Linked DNA regions of Homo sapiens: region 2 is linked to region 1. The links are chromatin loops, found by intact Hi-C in ENCODE. Cell type or tissue: B cell. All regions are shown on one strand. Each heading gives the region's core, and the rest is flanking DNA. Links, peaks and the distances in the headings are about the cores only. Region 1 holds the start of CCDC62 (coiled-coil domain containing 62). Region 2 overlaps ABCB9 (ATP binding cassette subfamily B member 9).

What was found. Hi-C counts contacts between places; a loop is a spot of excess contacts. Peaks named below come from ENCODE experiments on the same cell type or tissue, not always from the same donor. Only the 100,000 strongest peaks of a DNase experiment are listed, where the experiment ranks them.
Region 2: a loop joins it to region 1, with 13 times the contacts of the local background. A loop is called at or near these places in 8 of 110 quality-filtered maps.

The regions. Positions count from the first base shown.
Region 1 is chr12:122,770,213-122,786,844 of GRCh38, forward strand. It overlaps DENR (density regulated re-initiation and release factor), which reads left to right. Exons shown (of 8, transcript NM_003677.5): 8 at 1-852. It overlaps CCDC62 (coiled-coil domain containing 62), which reads left to right and starts at 4,360. Exons shown (of 13, transcript NM_201435.5): 1 at 4,360-4,494; 2 at 7,279-7,471; 3 at 10,952-11,118; 4 at 15,507-15,608. The coding sequence starts at 4,459. RefSeq lists silencers at 4,198-4,407, 4,930-5,224 and enhancers at 4,507-5,200, 4,588-4,727. In B cell, for the core only: no CTCF peak of the experiment used is centred there; DNase peaks (open chromatin) are centred at 4,089, 4,339 and 4,979; H3K4me3 peaks cover 1,797 bases; H3K27ac peaks cover 3,335 bases.
Region 2 is chr12:122,947,949-122,957,324 of GRCh38, forward strand. ABCB9 (ATP binding cassette subfamily B member 9) reads right to left here. Exons shown (of 12, transcript NM_019625.4): 3 at 2,503-2,617; 4 at 1,840-1,970; 5 at 676-881. Among named protein-coding and RNA genes, the nearest start is that of ABCB9, 14 kb to the right of the region's middle. In B cell, for the core only: a CTCF peak has its summit at 4,548 (motif pointing left); a DNase peak (open chromatin) is centred at 4,543.

The DNA of each region.
Region 1 (16,632 bases), core at 1-8,000:
TATGGATGAAAGTATTCATCACAATATTATTTATAATAAAAAATTGCAAATGTTATAAATGAACAATTGGGAAATGGTTAAAGAAGTGATGGTGCATTGTGTGGTAGAATATTATGCATATGTTTAAAGAATCATATTTTCTAAGATTATTTGGAAGCATGTTTGGTAATGTCAAGTGGAGTACCCCAGATACATTTTAGACATTTATCGTCATCATCTGCTCTGAGTGGAAGGCCGTTCAGAGAGGCTAGAGGTTCTTATTCTGGCTATAAATTATGTGAGTAAAATTGTGCTAACCAGTTAAAAGTACTGTACACCCATGCTCAATATATAGTCCTGGAAATAGCAATTGAAACATGTCTTCTCACAAGAGAAAATGACAGTTTTAATGATGTATTTGATGAATTTAAACTTTAAGTCAGGTGCTGCAAATTGGAAAGAAGACTTGTGGTGTTTTAAGTTGCTGTGGACACTTTTAAGAAACTTAGAACCCATGGAACCCTTGTTTATCGCCATGCAAATTACAATCTTGAATGAGTGTTTTTTAAAAATAAAGTATTAGAAAAATGTGTAGTAAAGATGTAAAATTAAAAAATGGAATTCTCCATTAACTGTGGATTTTACTAAATAGAATTACTGGTGAAGCAGATTTATCCATCGAGACTATCTGGTATGCGTTATGTATGTAGTCTGTTGCTGCTGAAAGATGTCTGTGTGCCTGTATCAACATGTGACTTCATGTAAAGTTTCTTTGTGTTCACAGTTCTTAGCAAATGCAGTTACAATCCATAGATAGCCAGCAGTGGATGTTACTCCAGGAAAATGCAGGATTAAAATTGTCCTTGTGTATAACGTGTGAATCATTTTTTTAAACTGAAATTTAAAATGCAACATAGTTTAATCTCTGATTAAAATGTACTAATAGGGCCAAGCTGCTTTGATGCATGGCTATAATCCCAGCCGAGGTGGGAGGATCACTTGAGTCCAGGTTCAAGACTAGCCTGGGCAACATGGCAAGACCCTGTCCCTATAAAAAATACAAAAATTAGCCAGGCATGGTGGCGTGCGCCTGCAGTCCCAGCTACTTGGGAGGCTGAGTTGGGAGGATCACTTGAGCCTGGGAGGTTGAGGCTGCAGTGAACTGAGATCACGACACTGCACTCCAGCCTGGGCAACAGTAAAACCTGGTCTCCAAAAAAAAAAAAAAAAAGTACTAGTAGTTCAAAAATTGACTTTACACATTCTCACAGTCTACCATTTTTAGTAAAAAACATGAACCTTTAAGCAGCCTTATAAGAGATTTTCCATGATTAAGCTGGCAACTTTTAATGCAAATACTTTTTGCATATAGTTTGGTAAGTATTTCATTTTTTAAAAACAGATGCTGACAGTAAGTGATTTTAAACTTTTTATTACTACATAAAAGCCAGTCTGTGGTAGCTTTCTCACTCTTAGTTTAAAAGTTGATAAATTACTGTTTTAAAGATGAATTTTACCTTTTAGTTCCCTGTTCTCATTATTTACTAAATTCCTTTACCTAGGAAATCAAATAGGGAGACTGGGAAAAGTTCATTCAGAACTTCAGTTTGGATTAGACTGTGTGAGTATAAAATCAGATGCAGTGTAATTCTTGTAGCTTTCACCTCTGTCATATTTTTAAAGTTATGTATTCTCTTTAATTTTTTTTGTTGTTGTTGTTTTAATGAAAACCTGTGGGGAGCGAAGGTAAAAACTTGAGATTTTTAATTTGTACCTTGCCATCATAATCCTCTTACTATACTCAGTTACTATTTATGAACCATAATCAAAATGAGCCTAATTTCTTACTATTCTAGATACACACAATTTTATTCATTTTTGAGACAGAGTCTCGCTCTGTTGCCCAGGCTGGAACGCAGTGGCATGATCACAGCTCACTGCAGCCTTGATCTCCCAGCCTCAAGTGATCCTCCCACTTCAGCTTCTGGAGTGGCTGAGACCACAGGCACATGCCACCATACCCAGCTAATTTTTAAATTTTTTATAGAGATGGGGGGTCTCCCTATGTTGTCCAGGCTGGTCTCAAACTCCTGAGCTCAAGCTATCCTCCCACCTCAGCCTCCCAAAGTGCTGGGATTACAGGTGTGAACCACCACACCCAGCCTGTACATGTATTTTTACTTGAGTGTCACACATGGTTGCCTGGTGAACAATGGCACTCGAGGACTTTCTAGAAAAATATCAAGTCTTAACAATGGTGAAACCTAAGAAACGTGAATTAAAACACTCCTCACTTCAAAAATTGACATTCAACCCACATTCCTTTACATCTCATCACCACCAACTTACTGCAGTCATCTACTGCTAGACTGTTTTTAGCAAATACCCACCCAGAATTTGCTTTGTTGATTTATTTATTTATTTTTATTTTTTTGCATTTCTGTAATGATCAGGGAAGTAGACCACCTTTTTGTATTTATTGGCTATTTGGTTTTGGGTTTTGGTGGTAGTGGTGGTTGGTGTTTTTTTGTTTTTTTTTTTTTTTGATACGGAGTGTCCCTCTATTGCCTAGGCTGGAGTGAGGTGGCGCAGTCTTGGCTCACTGTAACCTCCATCTCCTGCATTCAAGCGATTCTCCTGCCTCAGCCTTCCGAGTAGCTGGGACTATGGGTGCGCACCACCACACGTGGCTAGTTTTTGTTTGTTTGTTTGTTTGTTTGATTTTTAGTAGAGACAGGGTTTCGTTGTATTGGCTAGGCTGGTCTCAAACTTCTAATCTCATGATCCATCCTCCTCGGCCTCTCAAAGTGCTGGGATTACAGGCGTGAGCCACCACGTCTGGCCTGATTTTTGTTTTTTTGAGTCAAGGTCTCACTCTCGATCGGACTGGAATGCAGTGGCATGATCACAGCTCATTGGAGCCGCCATCTCCCAGCTCAAGTCAGCCTCGTGAGTAGCTGAGACCACAGGAGTGCACCACCACGCCCAGTTTAAAAAAAAATTTATTTTTTGGCCAGGTGCGGTAGCTCACACCTGTAATCCCAGCACTTTGGGAGGCTGAAGTGGGTGGGTCAACTGAGGTCAGGAGTTCGCGACCAGCCTGGCCAAGGTAGTGAAACCCATCTCTACTAAAAATACAACAAAGGTGGCGTGGTGGCGGGCACCTGTAATCCCAGCTACTCGGGAGGCTGAGGCAGGAGATTTGCTTGAGGCCAGAGGCAGAGTTTGCAGTGAGCCGAGATTGTGCCATTGCACTCCAGCTCAGGCAACAAGAGCCAGACTCCATCTCAAAAAAAAAAAAAAAAAAAGTTTTTTAGAGGTGGGTGTCACCATGTTGCTCAGGCTGGTCTCAAACTCCTGAACGCAACAGATCCTCCTACATTGGCCTCCCAAAGTGCTGGGGTTACAGGCCACTGCGCCCAGCTTTCTTGATTTTAAATTCTAAGACATTGCTTTGGTCTCCCAAACATGAGCCTATCAGTAAAGCTTCAAAATAAGAAATCTTAATTTTGTTTTTCCATTTTCAGATTGTATTTTTTGAACACAAGGGCATGTTTTGGCATTTCATATTCAACCAAAAAGTAAAGTTGAAACCCTGTAAGACCGACCGTATTTAGTAATTGTGTTGCTGTCTGATGGGTTAAGCATTCAGGGATGGGCAGCCGGGGCTGAAGTGTGATAAGCCTTATTTTTTCCTAGTCCCGTTCCCACATCTTAGGAAGAGTGAAAGGGGGATGAAGAGGTGACTATGGAAGAACAGGTGAAAAAGCTTAGATTCAACCCAGAATATCGTAGATTTTGTCATGACAAAGTACCGTGGTTCTCCTCATTGCTTTTCAGGAGCTCCCAAGAGTAAATTTCCCCCTCTTCATCTGTGATTCTTGGTTTAAAGTATCAAAGGTGCTAGGGTAGCCCGCAACTGTTATCCCCGAGGGCTGGGCTCTGCCTCCACGCATTCGAGTGTCAGGTCCTGTTCTGGGAGCCAGCTACACAGGAGCGAGCACGGCCGAGCTCACGGTTATTAGGGGGAAGATGGAAGATAGGGAAGTGAGCAACTCAAATGTCATAAACCAGAGTGCTGGGGGCGGCGCAGCAGCCTTTATTGACTTCTTCATTCTCTGGGTAGTGGTGAACAGCCGGTTCTTTCAGGCCTTCCAGCGCCGGAGCCTCGGGCGTGGGCAAAAAGCGTCCATACGCAGCCTGAGCCACTTGGGAGCCCCCAGTTTCCGAGGCAGAAGAACAGTGCCCACCAGCGCAGCGGGGCTGCGGCCCGGAAACCCTGGCGGGGAGCCCCGAGCCCCGGCGGGCGCACGCCGCGTGGGCACCAGGCAGGCGGTTGGAGTACGGGGCGGGGGTCGGCCGAGGGCGCGGGGCCCCGGGGCTCCGGGCTCGCCCCCGCCGCTCGGGGCAGGCGCGCCGATGGCGTTTCTGAGGTGACGCCGCCCACACCGGGCTTCTCCGGGGGCGGAGGAAACACCTATGAACCCTCCGGCAGCCTTCCTTGCCGGGCGCCAGGTAAGCAGCGGTTCCGGGCGCGGCGGGGCGCCGCGGGAACGGTGCACATTGGTCGAAATCTATTGCTTCTCAAGAACGGTGTCTACTTAAAATGTGAAACAGGCCGGGCGCGGTGGCTCACGCCTGTAATCCCAGCGCTTTGGGAGGCGGAGGCGGGCGGATCACGAGGTCAGGAGATCGAGACCATCCTGGCTAACACAGTGAAACCCCGTCTCTACTAAAAATAAAAAAAAAAAAATTAGCCGGGCGTGGCGGCGGGCGCCTGTAATCCCAGCTACTCGGGAGGCTGAGGCAGGAGAATGGCGTGAACCCGGGAGGCAGAGCTTGCAGTGAGCCGAGATCGCGCCACTGCACTCCAGCCTGGGCGACAGAGCGAGACTCCGTCTCAAAAAAAAAAAAAAAAAAAAAAAGTGAAACAATACACTAGAGGAAAACGGCGTCACGACCGTTTCCTTAACCCAATAACACCTTGTTATTCAGCCCGGGCCACAGAGTAGCGCGTACCCGGTGCTTACTGTTTAAGGAGGACGATTGGCGTCTGGGGAGCTGCTTTCCCATTTACCTCTCAGGGTGTCCTTAATTTACACAACCTGGCGAGTAGAGGAAGGAGCTCTCACAACTCCACTGTACCAAAAAGTCTGGAAGTGGGCTTGCCCAAGGTTCGCGTCCATCAGTGTAAGACGACCTGCCTTTGTGTACTCGGCTTACTGCCTGTTTTCCTGGAGTGGAATATGTGCTCCTTGCCTGGAGGTCTGTGGCCCAGCCACTGGCGCTCAATAAATTATTTGTTGAGTGCATGAATGAAGGGCTAACCCAACACTGGAATTCAAGCCTTGGGACTTGAAATCCCTTGACTCCAAATTCCATTTTCCTTGTTAAGACTAGCAACTGTAATTTATTCATCATTCTTATTTATTTATTTTTGAGACAGGGTCTGGCTCTGTCCCCAGGGCTGGAGTACAGTGACGCAATGTCGGCTTACTGCAGCCTCTGCTTCCCGAGTTCAAGCAATCCTCCCGCCTCAGCCTCCCAAATAGCTGGGACTACAGGCTCCCACCACCATGCCGAGCTAATTTTTGTGTTTTTAGTAGAGACAGGGTTTCGCCATGTTGGCCAGGCTGGTCTCGAACTCCCGACCTCAGGTGATCTGCCCACCTCGGCCTTCCAAAGTGCTGGGATTACAGGCGTGAGCCACTGAGCCCAACCTCATTATTCTTGTTTATTTACAAATCTTACTTTTCAAAAAGCAGTAAGGAGGTACAAAGGGCCTCTGTTGAACCTTTAATTACTGTCTTTAAGGTGGAACTCTATTAAAGTAACACTTTTAGTTGTTTATTTCATAGGCAGGGACAGCACCATGATTTGAAATGTGGTTTACAGTGTTAATGAGAGCTGATGTTTGTTGAGTGATTACAACGGGCCAGGCTTTGTGCTCAGTACTTTACAGAGTTTGTCTTGTTTAATCTTCACCACTCCAAGATGTTAAAATGCAGTTGCTATCGTTTTACAGGTGAGGAAACTAATGCTTAGAGAAGTTAAGTAACTTGCCCAAGGTTATGTAGCCACTAAGTGGCTAATTCTGGGATCACAATTTGGTCAGGCCAACTTGTTAGATTTTAAAATGCTGTATACTTCAAAGAAATTATTGTATTAATAGATAATATTGTTAGATATAAAAATGGCATCATGGTTATATAGGAAATGTTCATTTTTAGAGATGCATTCTGAAGTATGTAAGGGTGAAATGGTATTTTTTAACCAATAATGAAAAGAAAAGGACATTGAAGCAGCCGCAGTGAAATCTCAATAATGGTAGAACCCAGGCACAGAGTATATGGGAGTTTATCGTACTATTGTCTTTGGGTACATGTGAAAGATTTCCTTACATAATTTATTTTTTAATGATGTATGTTGTATTTGGATCAGTTACAATATTAAATTGCCCTTAATAGATTGAGTATGTATAGATGCCTTAGATGTTGTAGTTGTCATGCATATTGAACACTGGAAGACTTAATTTTCTTTTTATAGACTAAAATTCCCATTGTTTAGTAAGGATCATTTACATTTAAACAGTAACTATTTCGTGATTTTGTTTGGTTTTTTTTGATAGAGTTTTGCTCTTGTTGCCCAGGCTAGAGTGCAATGGCACGATCTCGGCTCACTGCAACCTCTGCCTCCAGGGTTCAAGCAGTTCTCCTGCCTCAGCCTCTTGAGTAGCTGGGATTACAGGCGCATGCCACCACACTGAGCTAATTTTTGTATTTTTAGTAGAGATGGGGTTTTGCCACGTTGGCCAGGCTGGTCTCGAACTCCTGACCTCAGGTGATCGGCCCACCTTGACCTCCCAAAATGCTGGAATTACAGGCGTGAGCCACCACGCCTGGCCACTATTTCATGTTTACCTGTACTTGGTTACTCAAATTGCTGGGGCAAGGTAGGGGATAATGTTATTGACTGGCAGAGAAAAGGGTTGTTGGCAAAGGGGGAGAAAAAGTGCAGAAATAGGTTTATTTGTTTACCCAGTGGGTTTTAGAAACAGTCCCACTTTTTAGGCATGGTACGTATGGCATGACAGAAAATTGTAGAGAGGCAGAGTGCATGGTAGATTTTAACTTGAACATGTTTTAAGTATACATAATCTTTTGCTGCCATGTTATTAAAACTTAATTGAACTACTTAGAATTGGCCGCAAAAGAAGATATACTTATTTGGAAAATGGACTTTGGCTGATTTGTTATTGATTTCATTCTATTTTGATGTGAAACCGCTTTCTATGTTTAGAACATCGGGTCAGAAGTTGAGATTTCCACTATCGAGAAACAACGGAAGGAGCTGCAGTTGCTCATTGGAGAATTAAAAGATCGAGATAAAGAGCTCAATGACATGGTTGCAGTGCACCAGCAACAGCTTCTTTCATGGGAAGAGGATCGGCAGAAAGTGTTGACACTGGAAGAACGTTGCAGCAAATTAGAAGGTCAGAAATACATTCAGGGACAACAGTTATGCACTTCTGTGTGCTAACACATTGATGGGCTCATAGGGAAGATAGAGAGGAAGTAAAGACTGCAATCCCTGTTGTCCTCAAGTTTAGGCTCATTGGAGACAGGAGGACTTTATGAACAGCCACAATGGGACAGACACACACAAATAAAGTAGGACAAGCAAAGTATTTCAGTATAGAAAGGGGGCTGGATGGAGCTCCAGTCAACATGGGGTGAGCGCCAGTGGTGAAGTTGAAGTTTTGAGCAAGAGTATGAATGAAGATGCCATATGACTAGCCATTTCTCTTAAACTAAACTGAAAGATTTTAGGCTTTTGGTATTGAACTTGATCTTAAGTTCCTAAAATGGTCATCTTTTAAAGTTATAGCTGTCCGGCCAGGCACAGTGGCTCACACCTGTAATTCCAGCACTTTGGCGGATCACTTGAGCTCTGGAACTAGAGACCAGCCTGGCCAACATGGTGAAACCCCATTTCTACTAAAAATACAAAAAGTTAACTGGGCATGGTGATGCACACCTGTAATCTCAGCTACTCGGGAGGCAGAGGCACGAGAATCGCTTGAACCCAGGAGGCGGAGGTTGCAGTGAGCCAAGATTGCGCCACTGCACTCCAGCCTGTGGGACAGAACAAGACCCTGTCCCAAAAAAAAAAAAAAAAAATTATAGCTGTCTCAAAAATGGTTGCAAAAAGTTTATTTGACACCATATTTTAATTCTGTCATTCCTTTAGTGCTGCCCTAAATCTGAATGTTCCATTGACTCTAGATTGTTAGTAGAATGCATTAGAGGAGAAAACACTAGATCTGTATAATAGAAAGATAACCTTTTTTTACTTAACATTACTCAAAGGATTCTGTAAATGTGACAATCCAAATCTGTCATTTTTGGTGGGGTGCGGTGGCTCATGCCTGTAATCCCAGCACTTTGGGAGGCTGAGGCAGGCGGATCACTTGAGGTCAGGAGTTCAATACCAGCCCAGCCAACATGGTGTACCTCGTCTCTACTAGAAATACAAAAATTAGCGGGGCATGGTGGTGGGCGCCTGTAGTCCCAGCTACTCAGGAGGCTGAGGCAGGAGAATTGCTTGAACCTGGGAGGTGGAGGTTGCAGTGAGCCAAGATTGCGCCACTGCACTCCATCCTGGGCGACAGAGCGAGACTCCGTCAAAACAAAGAAAGAAACAAACAAAAAACCCAAATATATGATTTTTTCGTTTCTTTGATGACCATCTGATTTTACTCTGACCACACCCACACACGTATATACACACAGTGTTTAAAATGGTTGCTCATTAAATGCAGTATAACATCTTATAGCTCTTATATAGACATGTTAAAGAACAAAGATAACACATATAACATATATAACCCACATTATATGTAGCCATCAGTATTTGATTTTAAAATGAGCAAGATTTGAATAGGCACCTCATGGAAAGAGGAAAATTGAATGGCCAATAAATATATTAAAAGTTTCCTGTTCTCATTAGTAGTTAGGGAAATGCAAATGAAAACCAAATTGAGATACTATTTTACCTTTACCAGCCTGGCAGAAATTATCAGGTGTTGGTAAAGTATGGCACCAAGGGAAAGCTGAGACGCTGCTGGTGGGAGTCAGTTGTCACTGCTAGTGTGCAAAATCATTTGGCAGCATCTAGTGAAGCTGAAGGTGTGCATATCCTACAGCCCAGCAAAGCCACTTCTAGGAATATTCTCACCCTTTAATAGACACATGAATCACCTAAGGGTCTTGTTAAAATTTAGATTCTGATACAATAGGTCTGGGGCCCAAGGGTCTGCATTTCTAACAGGCATCCTAGGCGATGCCACTGCCGCTGCTGGTCCAGGGACCACATTTTGAGAAGCAAGGCTCTCAAGAAACTCTTGAAAATATGCACCCAGATGCATGTAAAAAGGCCTGGCGCTGTGGCTCACATCTGTAATCCTAGCACTTTGGGAGGCCGAGTCAGGCGAATCACCTGAGGTCAAGGGTTCGAGGCCAACCTGGCCAACATGGTGAAACCCTGTCTCTACTAAAAATACAAAAATTAGCAGGGTGTGCTGGCTCATGCCTGTAATCCCAGCTACTTGGGAGGCTAAGGCAGAAGAATTGCTTGAACTTGGGAGGTGGAGGTTGCAGTGAGCTGAGATCACACCACTGCACTCCAGCCTGGGCTACAGAGCGAGACTCTGTCTCAAAAAAAAAAAAAAAAAAAAAAAAAGATGCATGTAAAAGAATATTCAGAGCAGCATTGTTTATCATAGCTGCAAAGTGGAAATAACCTAAATGACCATCAATATTAGAAATAAGCTTTGGTAGGCCAGGTACGGTGGCTCACGCCTGTAATCCCAGCACTTTGGGAGGCTGAGGAGGATGAATCATGGGGTCAGGAGATCAAGACCATCCTGGCCAATATGGTGAAACCCCATCTCTACTAAAAATACAAAAAAATAGCCAGACATGGTGGTGCTCGCCCGTAATCCCAGCTACTTGGGAGGCTGAGGCAGAAGAATCGCTTGAACCCAGGAGGTGGAGGTTGCAGTAAGCCGAGATCGTGCCGTTGCCCTCCAGCCTGGGCAACAGAGGGAGGCTCCGTCTCAACGAAAAAAAAAAAAAAGAAGGCCGGGCATGGTGGCTCACGCCTGTAATCCCAGCACTTTGGGAGGCCGAGGTGGGCTGATCACGAGGTCAGGAGATCAAGACCATCCTGGCTAACACGGTGAAACCCCGTCTCTACTAAAAATACAAAAAAATTAGCCAGGCGTGGTGGCAGGCACCTGTAGTCCCAGCTACTCGGGAGGCTGAGGCAGGAGAATGGCGTGAACCCAGGAGGCAGAGCTTGCAGTGAGCCGAGATCGCACCACTGCACTCCAGCCTGGACAACAGAGCAAGACTCTGTCTCAAAAATAAAATAAAATAAAATAAAATAAAATAAAATAAAATAAAATAAAATAAAATAAAAAATAGAAATAAGCTTTGGCGTAATCATTCAGTGGAATATTACCTAGCAATGTTAGTGCACAAACACAAGTTACACACAACTGAGTGAATCTCAGAATCATTATCTTAAGCAAAAAAAGCAAACAGAAGAATTGTCAGAATATGATTCCATTTTTATATGGTTCAAATTAAGCTATAATTTTGAGGCATGCGGTCACTGGTAAAACTGTAATGGAAAGCAAGGAAGTGATTACTCTAAGATCAGGGTCATGGTTGGGAACGCGGAAACTGGAGTGATTATGTTCGGGAAGTGACCTCCAGAGGCTTCCAATTGCTCACAGTTCTGTTTCTTGATTAGGTGTGATATTGTGCATTTCATAATAAAAGGTTTTAAAAGAAGATTGTCTTTTTAAAAATTCTCTACCACATTTTTACCTTTTAACCACCCATTTTGAAAATAATGCCTTTTAAGCTGAAGGTGTGACTACAAATTATTGATGAACTTCCCTCAGGTGAACTACATAAAAGAACTGAAATAATCAGGTCACTCACGAAGAAGGTAAAAGCTCTTGAATCCAATCAAATGGAATGCCAAACAGCTCTCCAAAAGACCCAACTACAGCTTCAGGAAATGGCTCAAAAGGCAACGCATTCTTCTCTTCTCTCTGAAGACCTTGAGGTTGGGATTAGTTTTTGATAAGCTTCACTAGTCCAAATTCCCTTTGTGTTTCAGTTATTGAAAAATTAGATTTGACCGGGCACGGTGGCTCACTCCTGTAATGCCAACACTTTGGGAGGCCGAGGCAGGTGGATCACCTGAGGTCAGGAGTTCGAGACCAGCCTGGCCAGCGTGGAGAAACCCCATCTCTACTAAAAATACAAAATTAGCCGGGCGTGGTGGCACACGCCTGTAGTCCCAGCTACTCAGGAGGCTGAGGCAGGAGAATCGTTTGAACCCGGGAGGTGGAGGTTGCGGTGAGCCAAGATCGCGCCATTGCACTCCAGTCCGGGCAACAAGAGCGAAACTCTGTCTCAAAAAAAAAAAGAAAAAAGAAAAATTAGATTTAAATGTTTCATTAAAAATGCATGTGAGGCTGGGCACAGTGGCTTGGTGGCTCATGCCTGTTATCCCAGCTCTTTGTTTGGGAGGCTGAGGTGGGAGGATTGCTTGAGCCCAGGAATTCACGACCAGGCTTGGCAACATGGCAAATGCCTGTCTCTATAAAAAGAAGAAATACAAAAATGAGCTGGGTGTGGGGGTGCACTGCTGTGGTCCCAGCTACTTGGGAGGCTGAGGCAGGAGGATCACTTGAGCCCAGGAGGTCAAGGCTGCAGTAAGCTGTGATTGTGCCACTACACCCCAGCCTGGGTGACAAAAAAAAAAAAAAAAAAGCGTATGTAAGCCAAGCACAGTGGTGTACGCCTGTAGTCCCAGCCTCTGGGGAGGCTGAGGCAGAAACATTGCTTGGGCCCAGGAGTCCAAGTCCAGCCTGGGCAACATAGTGAGACCTCATCTCAACAAAAAACAACAACAGCAAGCAACCAATGCAAAAATGCATACGTGTGTGTACGAAGGTATCTACACTCATCCACCCCTTGTAGTTTTGTGTTTCTCCTACAGTTTTGGTTAGCTGCACGGCATTATCCTGTCTTAGAGATTGAGCTTCAGTACAACGCTTTTTAACCGTTATGCCATTTGGTTTAGTAGCATCTACCATTTAATCAACAATGAGTTATTTTAGAAAGCTTTCCTCAAAGATGAGAGGGTATAATCAAGTTTTGGTAGCCTCAATGATGTTTTCTAAATTATTGTGTGTTTTTTTTGAGATGGAGTTTCACTCTTGTTGCCCAGGCTGAAGTGCAATGGCACGATCTCGGCTCACCATAACCTCTGCCTCCTGGGTTCAAACAATTCTCTTGCCTCACTCCCCCGAGTAGCTGGGATTACAGGCATGCACCACTATGCCCAGCTAATTTTGTATTTTTAGTAGAGACGGAGTTTCTCCATGTTGGCCAGGCTGGTCTCCAACGCCCGACCTCAGGTGATCCGCCCGCCTCAGCCTCCCAAAGTGCTGGGATTACAGGTGTGAGCCACTGTGCCCAGCCAATTATTGTGTCTTATCTCATAATGTTAGTGGCATATTGGGAATAAAAACTGTAAGACTGGTTTTTTGAGCCCGGCATGGTGGCTCACACCTATAATCCCAGCACTTTGGGAGGCCGAGGTGGGCGGTGACTTGAGGTCCAAAGTCTGAGATCAGCCTGGCCAACATGGTGAAACCCCGTCTCTACTAAAAATTCAAAAATTAACCAGGTGTGGTGGTGGGCACCTGTAGTCCCAACTACTCAGGAGGCTGAGGTAGGAGAGTCAATTGAACCTGAGAGGCAGAGGTTGCAGTGAGCCGAGATCGCACCACTGCACTCCAGCCTGGGGGAAAGAGCGAGACTCCTTGTCAAAAAAAAAGATGGATTTTTTTGGTTTTCTCTTCTAACTGGTCAGTCATCAGATATTTTTTGAGTTCATGCTTATAAGAGGTGCAGAAAGCCAGCTTGTTTATTTGTTATATCCTTCATTCTTTTTTTTTTTTTTTCCTGAGACGGAGTCTCGTTCTGTCGCCCAGGCTGGAGTGCAGTGGTGCCACCTCGGCTCACTGCAAGCTCCGCCTCCCGGGTTCACACTATTCTCCTGCCTCAGCCTCCCTAGTAGCTGGGACTACAGGCGCCCGCCACCACGCCCGGCTAATTTTTTGTATTTTAGTAGAGACGGGGTTTCACCGTGTTAGCCAGGATGGTTTCGATCTCCTGACCTCGTGATCTGCCCGCCTCGGCCTCCCAAAGTGCTGGGATTACAGGTGTGAGCCACCGCGCCTGGCCCCATTCTTTTATTTCTTAGTGATATTTCATATACGTCTTGGTAATATAATGAGTCTTTATTCATAATAGTATAGATTTTTATTTTATGGTTTTTAAAAGAATACTATTCTAGATAGTTTCTAGCTATAAAATAAGTAAAAACTATTCTAGAATATCTACTGATTATGTTGCATGAAAAAGTGGAAGAGATCTTTTTTAACTAATACACTTTATTTATTTAGTGCATTTTTAGGTTCACAGCAAAATTGAGCAGAAAGTAGAGAGAGTTCTCATACACACTCTGTATCCACACACCCAGCCTTCCCCACGATCGACCTCCACACCGGGGTGGTGCATTTCTTATAATTGGTGAATCTTCATGGATACCTCATTGTCACCTAAAGATTACAGTTAACATTAGGGGTCACTCTTTGTGTTTACATTCTATGGGGTTTTGACAGATGTGTAATGACACATATCCTCTACTATATTATAGTATGTACAGAATAGTTTCACTGTCCTAAAAATCCTCTGTGATCTACCCTTCATCCCTTCCTCCCCCTCACCCCTGGTCACACGAATCTTTTTACCGCCTCCATAGTTTTGCCTTTTCCACAATGTCATATGCTTGGAATCCTACAGTATATAGCCTTTTCAGATTGCCTTTTTTCACTTAGTAACACACATTTAAATTTCCTCCTAAAGATATCTTTTTAAAAGTCTAAATAGGCTGGGAGGCCGGGCGCGGTGGCTCATGCCTGTAATCCCAGTACCTTGGGAGGCCAAGGCGGGTGGATCACGAGGTCAGGAGTTCGAGACCAGCCTGACCAACATGGTGAAACCCCATCTCTACTAAAAATACAAAAATCAGCTGGGCATGGTGGCACGTGCCTGTAATCCCAGCTACTTGGGAGGCTGAGGCAGGAGAATCACTTGAACCCAGGAGGCAGAGGTTGTAGTGAGCCAAGACCACGCCACTGCACTCCAGCCTGGCAACAGAGCGAGACTCCGTCTCAAAAATAATGATAATAATAATAATAATTAGGCTGGGTGCAGTGGCTGATGCCTGTAATCTTAGCACTTTGGGAGGCCAAGGTGGGAGGATCGCTTAAGGCCAGGAGTTCAAGACCAGCCTGGGCAACATAGCGAGACCCTCTCTACAAAAAATACAAAAATAAAAATTAACTGGGCATAATGGTGAGAACCTGTAGTCCCAGCTACTCGGGACACTGAGGTGGGAGGACTGCTTGAGCCCAGGAGTTCAAGGTTACTATGAGCTATGAGTGCACCACTGCACTCCAGCCTGGGTGACAGAGTGAGGTCCTATCTCTTTAAAACAAAAACAAAAACAAAAGGCCAGGTGCAGTGGCTCGCCTGTAATCCCAGCACTTTGGGAGGTCAAGGCGGGCAGATCACCCGAAGTCAAGAGTTCGAGACCAGCCCGGCCAACGTGGCGAAACCCTGTTTCTACTAAAAATACAAAAATTAGCCAGGCGTAGTGTTGTGTGCCTGTAATCCCAGCTACTTCAGAGGCTGAAGCAGGAGAATCACTTGAATCCAGGAGGCAGAGGTTGCAGTGAGCCGAGGTCATCCCACCACTGCACTCCAGCCTGGGCGACAGAGTGAGACTCAGTCTCAAAAAATAAAAAGCCTGATGGTTATTTTTCTCAACTAGTAAATAGATTGTATACATAATAATTATATCCGACATAGCACTATGTGTTTTTTTAAATAATTGTTGAGTAGGAATACCCCAGTATGAAGTTCTTTCGACAAAGAATATTTTTTAAATTCACACAATTCACTAATGCTACTTTATTTCAACAAAGGAAATCTCTTACTAATACAGTTCTCATTCATTCATTTTCTTGCCTCTTCCCAACCTAAAATTACACATAAAAGATACTAGGAAATAGACATGTTTACAAGCATCACCAACATAATTCAATAGGGCAAATACAAGTACTGAGAGGATGGTAGAATTAATAGAGAAATATATATTTGTATTCCTTTTTGATGACTGCTTTCTTAGGCCACTTCATTACTAAAACAATGTAGGCTTTATTAGCCCACTCCATTACCAACTCTTTTTTGTTACTAACGAGTTAAACAAGGAAAAAACAAAATAGAGAAGTAAGCGCAGATTGTGGCTAGCAAGAGTAGTGAAAGCTTTAAAAGGACTCAAGCAGTATCATCTGTGTTGTTTTCTTGTAGGCTAGAAACGAAACTCTCAGCAACACGTTAGTGGAACTTTCTGCCCAGGTAGGACAGCTACAAGCTCGAGAACAAGCTCTTACGACAATGATAAAGCTAAAGGTAATCAAAAATAAGAATTCCTCCATTTGCCAGAGTGCTTGGTAGTTATATCCATATTCATTATCTTACCTAAGTCGCTAGGATCCCAGAAATGTGAAGCTACCAACGTTGCTCTTGTTTTTTAAAACGCCCATTTAGAAATGAGGGAAACAAGTTTAAAATGATGTTCCCAAGGCATGAAGAAAGGAGGCAGGACTCTGCTTCTGGTCTTCTGTCTCCAAGGCCCATTCTGTGGGCTGGCAGGTCTGAATTAACTTGTTTTCTCCCCGGGTATCCATTATTAGGTCTCATAGAGTTATGGGCCATTAGATTGCTTGAGAGGTTTTTTTTGTTTTGTTTTGTTTTGAGACGGAGTCTCGCTCTGTGGCCCAGGCTGGAGTGCAGTGGCTCCGTCTCAGCTCGCTGCAAGCTCCGCCTCCCAGGTTCACGCCATTCTCCTGCCTCAGCCTCTTGAGTAGCTGGGACTACAGGCGCCCGCCACCACACCCGGCTAATTTTTTTGTATTTTTAGTAGAGACGGGGTTTCACCGTGTTAGCCAGGATGGTCTCGATCTCCTGACCTCGTGATCCGCCCGCCTCGGCCTCCCAAAGTGCTGGGATTACAGGCGTGAGCCACCGCGCTCAGCCAGAGGTTTTTTTAATGGAGAGAAAAACCATCTGCAATCAAGCAGTTGATGTAGTCACTAACATGCAATATACAACGATACACACTCTCCTGCTGTTACACATGTCATTGACAATTGGTATTTAAGGGAACAATGTTGGTATAATGAAATGCTCACGCTAATAAATATGTGATTTTTCTCAGCACATTGTTTTCAAGTGATTGGGGCAAGTGCTGTTAAAATTAAAGAGAAAGGCCGGGCACGGTGGCTCACGCCTGTAATCCCAGCACTTTGGGAGGCCGAGGCGGGCAGATCACGAGGTCAGGAGATCGAGACCATCCTGGCTAACACGGTGAAACCCCGTCTCTACTAAAAATACAAAAAATTCCCCGGGCGAGGTGGCGGGCGCCTGTAGTCCC
Region 2 (9,376 bases), core at 1-8,000, 180 kb after region 1:
TTAGAGACAGGGTCTTGCTGTGTCACCCAGGCTAGAGTATAGTGGCACGATCATTGCTCACTACAGCCTCGACCTCCTGGGCTCAGGCGATCCTCCACCTCAGCATCCCAGGTAGCTGGGACCACAGGCATGCGCCACCAAGCCCAGCTAACTAAAAAAAATTTTTTTTTGTAGAGATGGGGTCTTGCTATATTGTCCAATCTTGTCTCGAACTCCTAGGCTCAAGTGGTCCTCCTGCCTGTGCCTCCCAAAGTTCTGGGATTACAGGCATGAGCCACCGGGCCCAGCCAGTAAATCCAATTTAAAATTGCAGCTACACCCAATGCTCCCAATCCCTCTGCTCACTTCATGTTTCTCCTTAGCACTGACCATCTTTTACTGTATTGTGGATTCTCATTCTTTATGCTGTTGGTACCTAGTATCTGTCTCTGACACTAGATACAAGTTCCAGGAAGGCAGGGGCCTTGTCTTTTTCACTGATGTATCCCAGTGCCTGGGACATAGCAGGTGGTCAATAATTATTTATTGAATGAGCGAAGAAATGAATGAATGAATGCAAACACAGCCTCAAGACCTGTCCTTCACTAGCCCTTAGTGGCCCCCTGAGCCCCTCCTAAGGGGATGTTTGGGGGCTGCCAGGGTGCACAGTCCCCAGCAGAGACAGGGCAGGCCTACCTTGTAGTACTTGCCGTAGATGTTGGACACCATCATGATGATGGGGAAGCCCATGAAGGTGACCAAGGAGAGCTGCCATGAGAGGCTGAACATGAAGACCACCACGCCCGTGACCTTGACTGTGTTCCGCAGGAAGACATTGATGTTCTGGGAGACCAGGTCGCTGACCATGGTGGTGTCCGAGGTCAGGCGGGAGATGAGGTCCCCTGGAACACACGCGGCTCAGCTCTCACCACAGCAACCCGGGCCTTGGGGGTGGCGGTGGGGGATGCTAAGGGGCCTCTGAGACAGACACTGGGAAGCCGGGCCTCCCTACCTGTGGGCGGGGTTGGGGGGTGGGGGAGAAGAGCAGATACCCCTCGAGGGCTACTCTGAGCCAATCCCAGTCATCAGCATCTTGCTTAAGCTTCATGACATCCCGCTGTACAGCGGAGGAGGCTGGGGCTCAGAACAGGAAGGCCCCCGTAGAGTCACACAGCCTGTCCGTGACTGAGCCAGACTTCAAACCCATGTCTCCTCCCTGTCACTGGCAGAGGGGGTAACTCCTCTTCCCTTCTAGGGAAATAACAACCTGGCTGGTGGCGGGCAGGAAAGCGCAGACACTTCTTACCTAAGTTGGACATTGTGCTAAGAGCTGTGTAAGGACCCCATGGGGTGGCTACTATCCGTGTTCCCATTTTACAGACAAGAAAACAGAGGATCAGAGAGGTGAAGTTCGTGAGTGGAGGAACCAGGGCTTCGACCCAGGCCGGTGTCTCTCAGAGCTTGGATCTTGGTGGATATTCTATCGTCTTCCCCGTTGTGGCCCCTGGCCCTCACCTGCTGACCCCCATGGGAGCAGGGTCTCTGTCGGCCACAGGCGTGGGTAGTCCTGGACCTGGTGGTTTCCATGGGGCAATGGAAAGCAAGGCCTTGGCTCCTGCAGGGACCTCGGGTGGCCTGGCCTGGGCCCCACAGAGGCCGCAGCCCACACCAAAACCTCAGTGAGCAAGCCAGCTCCCAGGACACAGGCCAAGCCCAGGGTGTTCCCAGCCTGAACTAACAGCAGGAGGAGAAGACAGAGGGCTGAGACCACCCACACGCCCATTTCATTCCTCAGTGCCAGGCAAGCCCACAGGGGTGGGGCCCAGCCCCCAGGACACCTAGGGCACTGGAAGGACCAACCTGTGCGGTTCTCATCAAAGAAGCTTGTCTCCTGGGACACCAGTGAGCGGAAGAGACAGTTTCGAAGGCGAATGTTCAGTCTGGCAAATATGAGGGTAAAAATGCCGCCCCGAATACCTGCGGCAAATGAGCTAATTGCAGATAAGAGATATTATAGCACGATGTCCTTCCAGACCAGTGACCACACCCGGCTGCCCCCTCCCGCTGCCGGCAGGCCTGGGAGCCCCACCGCAGCCCCACTCCAGGGCTGGCATCCCTGCGGGGTCCCCCTCATTCCCAGTGGGAGCCCCCCTCAAGGTGAGGGCAAAGGGGACAGTTGTGGGACAAGAGACCCAAATGTGCCAGCCAGACCCTCTTCCTTCCAGAACAGCTCAGACAAAGCCGGTTCTGTTTGGGACCAGATTCCTACTTGGAAAACAGCCAGGGAGGGTGAGCAGGGAACCCTGAGGACTGAAGCCCTTTTCAGGGACCAGAGGGTGTGGTTCTAGGGTGCTCTAAGACAGTGTGGAAGCCGGTTCCCAGGGTGACCAGCTGAGGGACAGGCCCACCAGGGGCATTTCCAGGGCCTCCCTGGCCCCTGTCTTCCTTAGGAACAGGCCCTCCCTTCCCTCCCTGGTGCAGGTCGGGGTGTGCGGGGCAGGGCGTGGGGGTTGAGCCAGCTACCTGCCAATGGCCAGCAGGCACACGATGACGACAGCCGTGCTGAACTGATCCATGCTTTTCTGGATGACGATGCCATCAATGGCGCGGCCCGTGTAGTAGGGCAGGAAGGTCTCTCCTGGGGGAGGCAGGGCAGCCTCAGGGACGTCTGCAGCCAGGGGAACCCGCACCCTTCCTCCTGAGGCTCCAGAAGTCCACACACCAACCCCTCTGCCCACTCCACCGGTGGGCTTTCCTCCCTCGGCAAACTCTTGCTGCCCATCGTGGGGCCCCAGGGTGCTTAATGCCCCCCTCCTCAGAGAACAGGGGAGCACTGGGCCTTGCATCCACACAGCCTGCTGGTTCTTCTTTATTTATAGTGGCTACCAGGCATCGAGCCAGGGCTCCTGCAGGATGCTTCATTCTCTTGTTTTTTGAGACAGGGTCTCGCTGTGTCCCCCGGGCTGGAGTGCAGTGGTGTAATCATAGCTCACTGCAGCATCAAACTCCTGGGCTCAGGTGATCCTCCTGTCTCAGCCTCCTGAGTAGGGAATACAGGCATGTGCCACCATGCCAGGCTAATTTTTTTTTTTTTTTTTTTGTAGAGACAGGGGTCTCACTATGTGGCCCAAGCTGGTCTCAACCTCCTGGGTTGAAGCAATCCTCCTACCTTGGCCTCCCAAAGTACTGGGATTATAGGTATGAGCCACCGCTCCTGAACTTTGTTTCATTCCCTTTGGAGCAGGCCCTGGAATCACCCCCATTTTACAAATGAGAAAAATTAATTTGTTTTTCTTTTTCTAAAATATTTTCCTTTTTTTTTTTTTTTTTAACTTTTTGAGACAGGGTTTCACTCCTGTCGCCCAGGCTGGAGTGCAGCCTCAACCTCCTGGGCTCAGTGGATCTTCCCACCTCAGACTCCTGAGTAGCCGGGACTACAGGCACACGCCACCAGGCCTAGCTAATTTTTTGTATTTTTTTGTAGAGACGAGGTTTCGCTAGGTTGCCCAGGCTGGTCTCTAACTCCTGGGCTCAAGCGATCCACCCACCTCAGCTTCCCAAAGTGCTGGGGTTACAGGCCTGAGTCACAGCGTCCGGCTGAAAGTGAAGTTGAATGAGATGACTCGTCCAGGCCACATGGCAATCAGTGGCTGATTGACGCCAAAGTTGATTTCATTCTTCTCAATGGGTTCAGAGTCCAAATTCTGGAACCTCAGAAGACGTTGCTATTCTGGTTCCAAGCAATGCTGGAAATTGCCACCCCACCCCTCCTGGTGGGGCACTTGACACCTTGCTGGGTGCTTTCTTACCCGCTTGCCTTACTGTGTTTTCACAACAATCCTGGGGTGGAATGGGAGACTCACAGAGGCTGAGGAATTTACTCCAGGTCACACAGCAAGGGGAAAGGCTGGGACTCAAACCTAAACTGGCTTTCAACCTGGGGGCTCTTTCTTTTCCCTTCCTCCTGTGGTCTGAATGCATCTCCCAAAATTTACATATTGAAACATAATCGCCAATGTGATAGGGCAGAGCTCTCCAGGATGGGATGAGGGCCCTTTTCAAAGGGCTTGTAAGCCTGGTTTGCCATCTCTCGCCCTTCCACCTTCTGCAGCGTGAGGACACAGCAGTCTTCCCCTCCAGAGGACACAGCAAGGAGGGACCATCTTGGAAGCAGAGAGTGGCCCTCACGACACCAAACCTGCTGGCACCTTGATCTGGGACTTCCCAGCCTCTAGAACAGTACGAAATCAGTTTCTATGGTTTCTAAATGACCCAGTCTGTGGTATTTTGTTACAGCAGCAGAAATGAGACTCCCCCGACAATAATCCGGAATGTCCACTCTCCTCTTAAGGAAATAGTGGCATCACCAGGCCAGGCCAGGCCCTTGTTCATCCCAGGACCTGTTTCCACTGAAGTTCTTTCCATGAGCAGAGCCAGGTTTGGGGCTGGGCATACAGTAGGTGCTCAATAAAGGTCAGTGAATGAACCCCGGGCAGGTCTGGCTAGCACAGTCTGGCCTGGCTCAGACACTTGGGTAGTGAGACTTTCTGTGCAGTTCTGGTGCCCTCTGCTGGGACCATGAGGTGGCAGCCTAGAGGGCCTGTGTCCCCACAGTCCTTGGCCAGACGAGGTCTCCAGCTGAGGCTGCAGAGTTCCACCCAGCCTGAGTTTCTGCCTCAGTTTACCCACAGAAAAGAAGAGGGCAACGATGAGCTGTGACAGAATATTCTGGAATATCTGATTCCAGCAAGCACCAATGCTAATAATCGCCTTACTGGGTACCAGGGGCTGTGCAAAGCATGCCGGCAAACTCTCTTGCTGAATCTGCACAAGAATTACGTGAAACTCTCCAATGCACCAGCAAATACTCAGACCATTTCCAGAACCTGACCACTTTCACTGCCTCTACTGCCCCAACCCTGGTCCAAGTCATTAACCTCACTGGGACTATCTCAGTAGCCTGCTCTCAACTTTGCTCACATCAGCCTGTCCACACAGTAGAAGGCAGGATCCTGTTGGAACTAACTTCAGATCTTGTTGCTCCTTGGCTCAAAACAGTCCAAATCCCCCTTCTCATCCAGTGAGATGGTAAAAGCCAAAGTCTTTACAATAGCCCACAAGGACCTGCATGATTGAGCCGCTAGCAGAGACCTTTGTCTTCTCCCCGCCCCATCTCACTCCCTCTGCTCCAGCTAACTGGTGTCTGCTCTTGAACAACTGGGCACCTTCCTGCCTCAGGACCTTTGCATGGGCTAGTCCTTCTGCCTGGAGTGCTCTTACCACATACATTTTTTTTTTTTTTTGAGATGGAGTCTCAGTCTGTTACCCAGGCTGGAGTGCAGTGGCATGATCTCAGCTCACTGCAACCTCCACTTCCTGGGTTCAAGTGATTCTCATGCCTCAGCCTCCCAAGTAGCTGAGATTACAGGTGACCGCCATCACACCCGGCTAAATTTTATATATGTATATATATATTTTGAGATGGAGTCGCACTCCGTCGCCCAGGCTGGAGTGTATTGGCACGATTTCAGCTCGCTGTAACCTCTGCCACCTGGGTTCAAGTGATTGTCCTGCCTCAGCCTCCCGAGTAGCTGGGATTACAGACACCTGCCATTGCACCTGGCTAATTTTTGTATTTTTAGTAGAGATGGGGTTTCACCATGTTGGCCTGGCTGATCTTGAACTCCTGACCTCGTGATCCACCTGCCTTGGCCTCCCAAAGTGCTGGGATTACAGGCATGAGCCATCGCACCTGGCCTAAATTTTATATTTTTATTAGAGACAGGGTTTCACCATGTTGCCCAGGCTGGTCTTGAACTCTTGACCTCAAGTGATCTGCCCGCCTCGGCCTTCCAAAATGCTGGGATTACAGGTGTGAGCCACCACACCCAGCCACTTACCCCAGATATCTGCTCCCCTACCTTCTTAAGTCTCAAAGGCCACCCAGTAATCCTATAGGTTTGGTACAATTATTCCTTCCATTTGTGGAAATGTATTCTTTACACAAAAGAGGAAACTGAGGCTCAGAGAGATTAAGTCACTTGCCCAAGTTTATACATTTGGTTTGCCATGAAATCCATATTAAAGAATCTTAGGCTACAGAAGGTAGCTCACACCTGCAATCCCAGCACTTTGGGAGGCCGAGGTGGGAGGATCACTTGAGCTGGAGAGGTCAAGGCTGAAGTCGCTGTGATCACTCCACTGTACTCCATCCAGCCTGGGTGACAGAGGGAGGCCCTGCCTCAAAAAAAAAAAAAAGGACTCCATTTGTTTTTTATGTATTTTTTTTATTTTTTTTGAGACGGAGTTTCACTCTTGTTGCCCAGGCTGCGATGCAATGGTGCGATCTCCACTCACAGCAACCTCTGCCTCCTGGGTTCAAGCGATTCTCCTGCCTCAGCCTCCCGAGTAGCTGGGATTACAGGCATGCGCCACCACACCTAGCTAATTTTGTATTTTTAGTAGAGACGGGGTTTCTCCATGTTGGTCAGGCTGGTCTCGAACTCCTGACCTCAGGTGATCTGCCCCCCCTTGCTGAGATTACAGGTGTGAGCCACCGTGCCCGGCCTATTTTTTATTTTTTGAGACAGAGTCTCATTCCGTCACCCAGGCTGGAGTGCAGTGGCACGATATCAGCTCACTGCAACCTCCACCTCCCAGGTTCAAGCAATTCTCCTGCCTCAGCCTTCTGAGCAGCTGGGATTACAGGCGTGTGCCACCACGCCCGGCTGATTTTTGTATTTTTAGTAGAGACGGAGTTTCACCATGTTGGCCAAGCTAGTCTTGAACTCCTGACCTCAAGTGATCTGCCCACCTCAGCCTTCCAAAGTGCTGGGATTATAGGTGTGAGCTGCTGCACTTGGCCTCTAAAGAACCTTAATTTAATAAGAGATACTCAACCCTAAAACTAACATTTCCCAATGGGTGGTTTTTTGTTTTTTGTTTTTGTTTGTTTGTTTTAAGATTCTGAGGGTACAGAAAAGCTGGGCACTGCTGAATGCTTGTTGATTGAAAAATAATTATTAATAATCACAGTACCTAATTGTCTTTTTTGAGATGGGGTCTCGCTATGTTGCCCAGGTTGGTCTCAAACTCCTAAGCCAAAGCAACCCTCCCTCCTTGGCCACCCAAGTAGCTGCGGTCACAGGTACATGGCATTGCACCTGGCCCTAACACTGATTAAGTATTTACTTGTGCTAGGCACCAAGCTTCCTCTCACTTCTTTCTCACAGTACCCCAAGAAAGCCCTCACTTCAGAATGGTCAAGTGAGCGTTGGCCAGGTTAATAACTTGCCTAAAGTTATCAGTGAAGTCGGGAGCCTGAGCCTCGAGTCTGCGCCCTGACTCTTGATGCAATCCTGCAAGCCGGGAAAATCTGCTCAGCAGTATTTAAGGATGTCTGCATTCCCCGACCACACAGCAGCTGACGGCAGGGCCCCAGCAGGTCGGGTAAACAAGGTCATGGCATGGGGCACCATCTGTCTGCACAGGCATGACAGTCATTCATACTTTTGTTCATTTATTCATTCAGTGAGCCCATCTCTGTGCCAGCTACTGGGATCCAGGGTGAGTCAGACCTGGCCCCTGCCCCTGAGGGGCTCAGGACCTGGGAGGGGAGGCAGGAGGGTGAATGCATACATAACAGGGTCTTGCTATGTTGGCCAGACTGGTCTTGAACTCCTGGCCTCAAGTGATCCTCCTGCCTCAGACTCCCAAAGTACTGGCATTGTAGGCATGAGCCACTGTGCCCAGCATAAATGCATAGTTTTTTGGGTTTTTGTTTTTTTGTTTTTTTTTTTTTTGAGACGGAGTCTCACTTTGTTGCCTAGGCTGGAGTGCTGTGGCACAATCCCAGCTAACTGCAGCCTCCACCTCCTGGGTTCAAGATATCCTCCTGCATCAGCCTTCTGAGTAGCTGGGATTACAGGCGGCTGCCACCATGCCCAGCTAATTTTTGTAGTTTTAGTAGAGACGGGGTTTTGCCATATTGTCCAGGCTAGTCTCGAACTCCTAACCTCAGGTGATCTGCAGGCCTCAGCTCCCCAGAGTTCTGGGATTATAGGTGTGAGCCACCGTACCCAGCCTGAACATATGATTTTTATGTCATAAAAGCTATAACTGAGGTGCAGACAAAGTTACCACAGTTGGCAGAATCTAAGGTGGCTTCCTAAGGAGGGGACTTTTGGGCCGCCCAGCATGAGCCAGGAGAAACTGCCTGGTTTAATGGGAAGGGGTCATCCCAGTCCTCACACCTGCTAGTATTACTGGGAGGTGTCTATGTGCCAGGAGCTGTCCAAGGTGTCTCACCCATGTGGATTCACTGACCTTTCCAACCCCATTGGAGGGGTACTACTATGCCCATGTCACAGAAGAGGAGGCTAAGACTTAGAGGGGTTAAATAACTTGCCTAACCTCACACAGATGTTGAGGAGATGGGACTGAGAGGGCAGAGGTAGATCGTAGGAGTACAGGGCTGCAGAGTCAGGGCCAGCTCTGGGTTTGCCTGTCCTCTCTCAGAACATTCTGGCATTGTTATTGCATTGTCACCTCTCTAGGCTCTGTCTCTGTCAGTTAACATTTTTATTTTACTATTTTATTATTTATGTTTTTTGAGATGGAGTCTCACTTTGTCACTCAGGCTGGAGTGCAGTTGTGTGAGCTTGGCTCACTGCAACCTCTGCCTCCCAGGTTCAAGCAATTCTCCTGCCTCAGCCTCCCAAATAGCTGGAATTACAGGCGTATGCCAGCACATCTGGCTAAGTTTTATATTTTTAGTAGACATGGGGTTTCACCATGTTGCCAGGCTGGTCTCGAACTCCTGACCTCAGGTGATCCACTTGCCTCGGCCTCCCAAAGTGCTGGGATTATAGGCATGAGCCACTGTGCCCGGCTAATATTTATATATCTTTTAGCAGAGACGGGGTTTCACCATGTTGGCCAGGCTCGTCTCAAACTCCTGACCTCAAGTGATCTGCCCACCTCGGCCTCCCAAAGTGTTGGGATTACAGGCATGAGCCACCGCGCCCAGCTTAAAATTTTTAAAACTCATAATAGCTAACAACCCTGAGCACTTACCATGACAAGCCAAGCTCTGTACTTAGTCCTTCTCCTATTTTTTTTTTTTTCTTTGGTAGAGACAGGTCTTGCTCTGTTGCCCGGGCTGGAGGGCAGTGGCGTCATCATGGCTCACTATAACTCAAGCTCCTGAGCTCAAGGGATCCTCCCACCTTAGCCTCCTGAGTAGCTGGGACTATAGGCAAGTACCACCATGCCCAGCTAATTAAAAAAACATTTCTTTTAGAGACAGGGTCCTGCTGTGTTGCCCAGAGTGGTCTCAAACTCCTGGGCTCAAGTGATCCTGTAGCCTTGGTCTCCCAAAGTGCTGGGATTAGACATG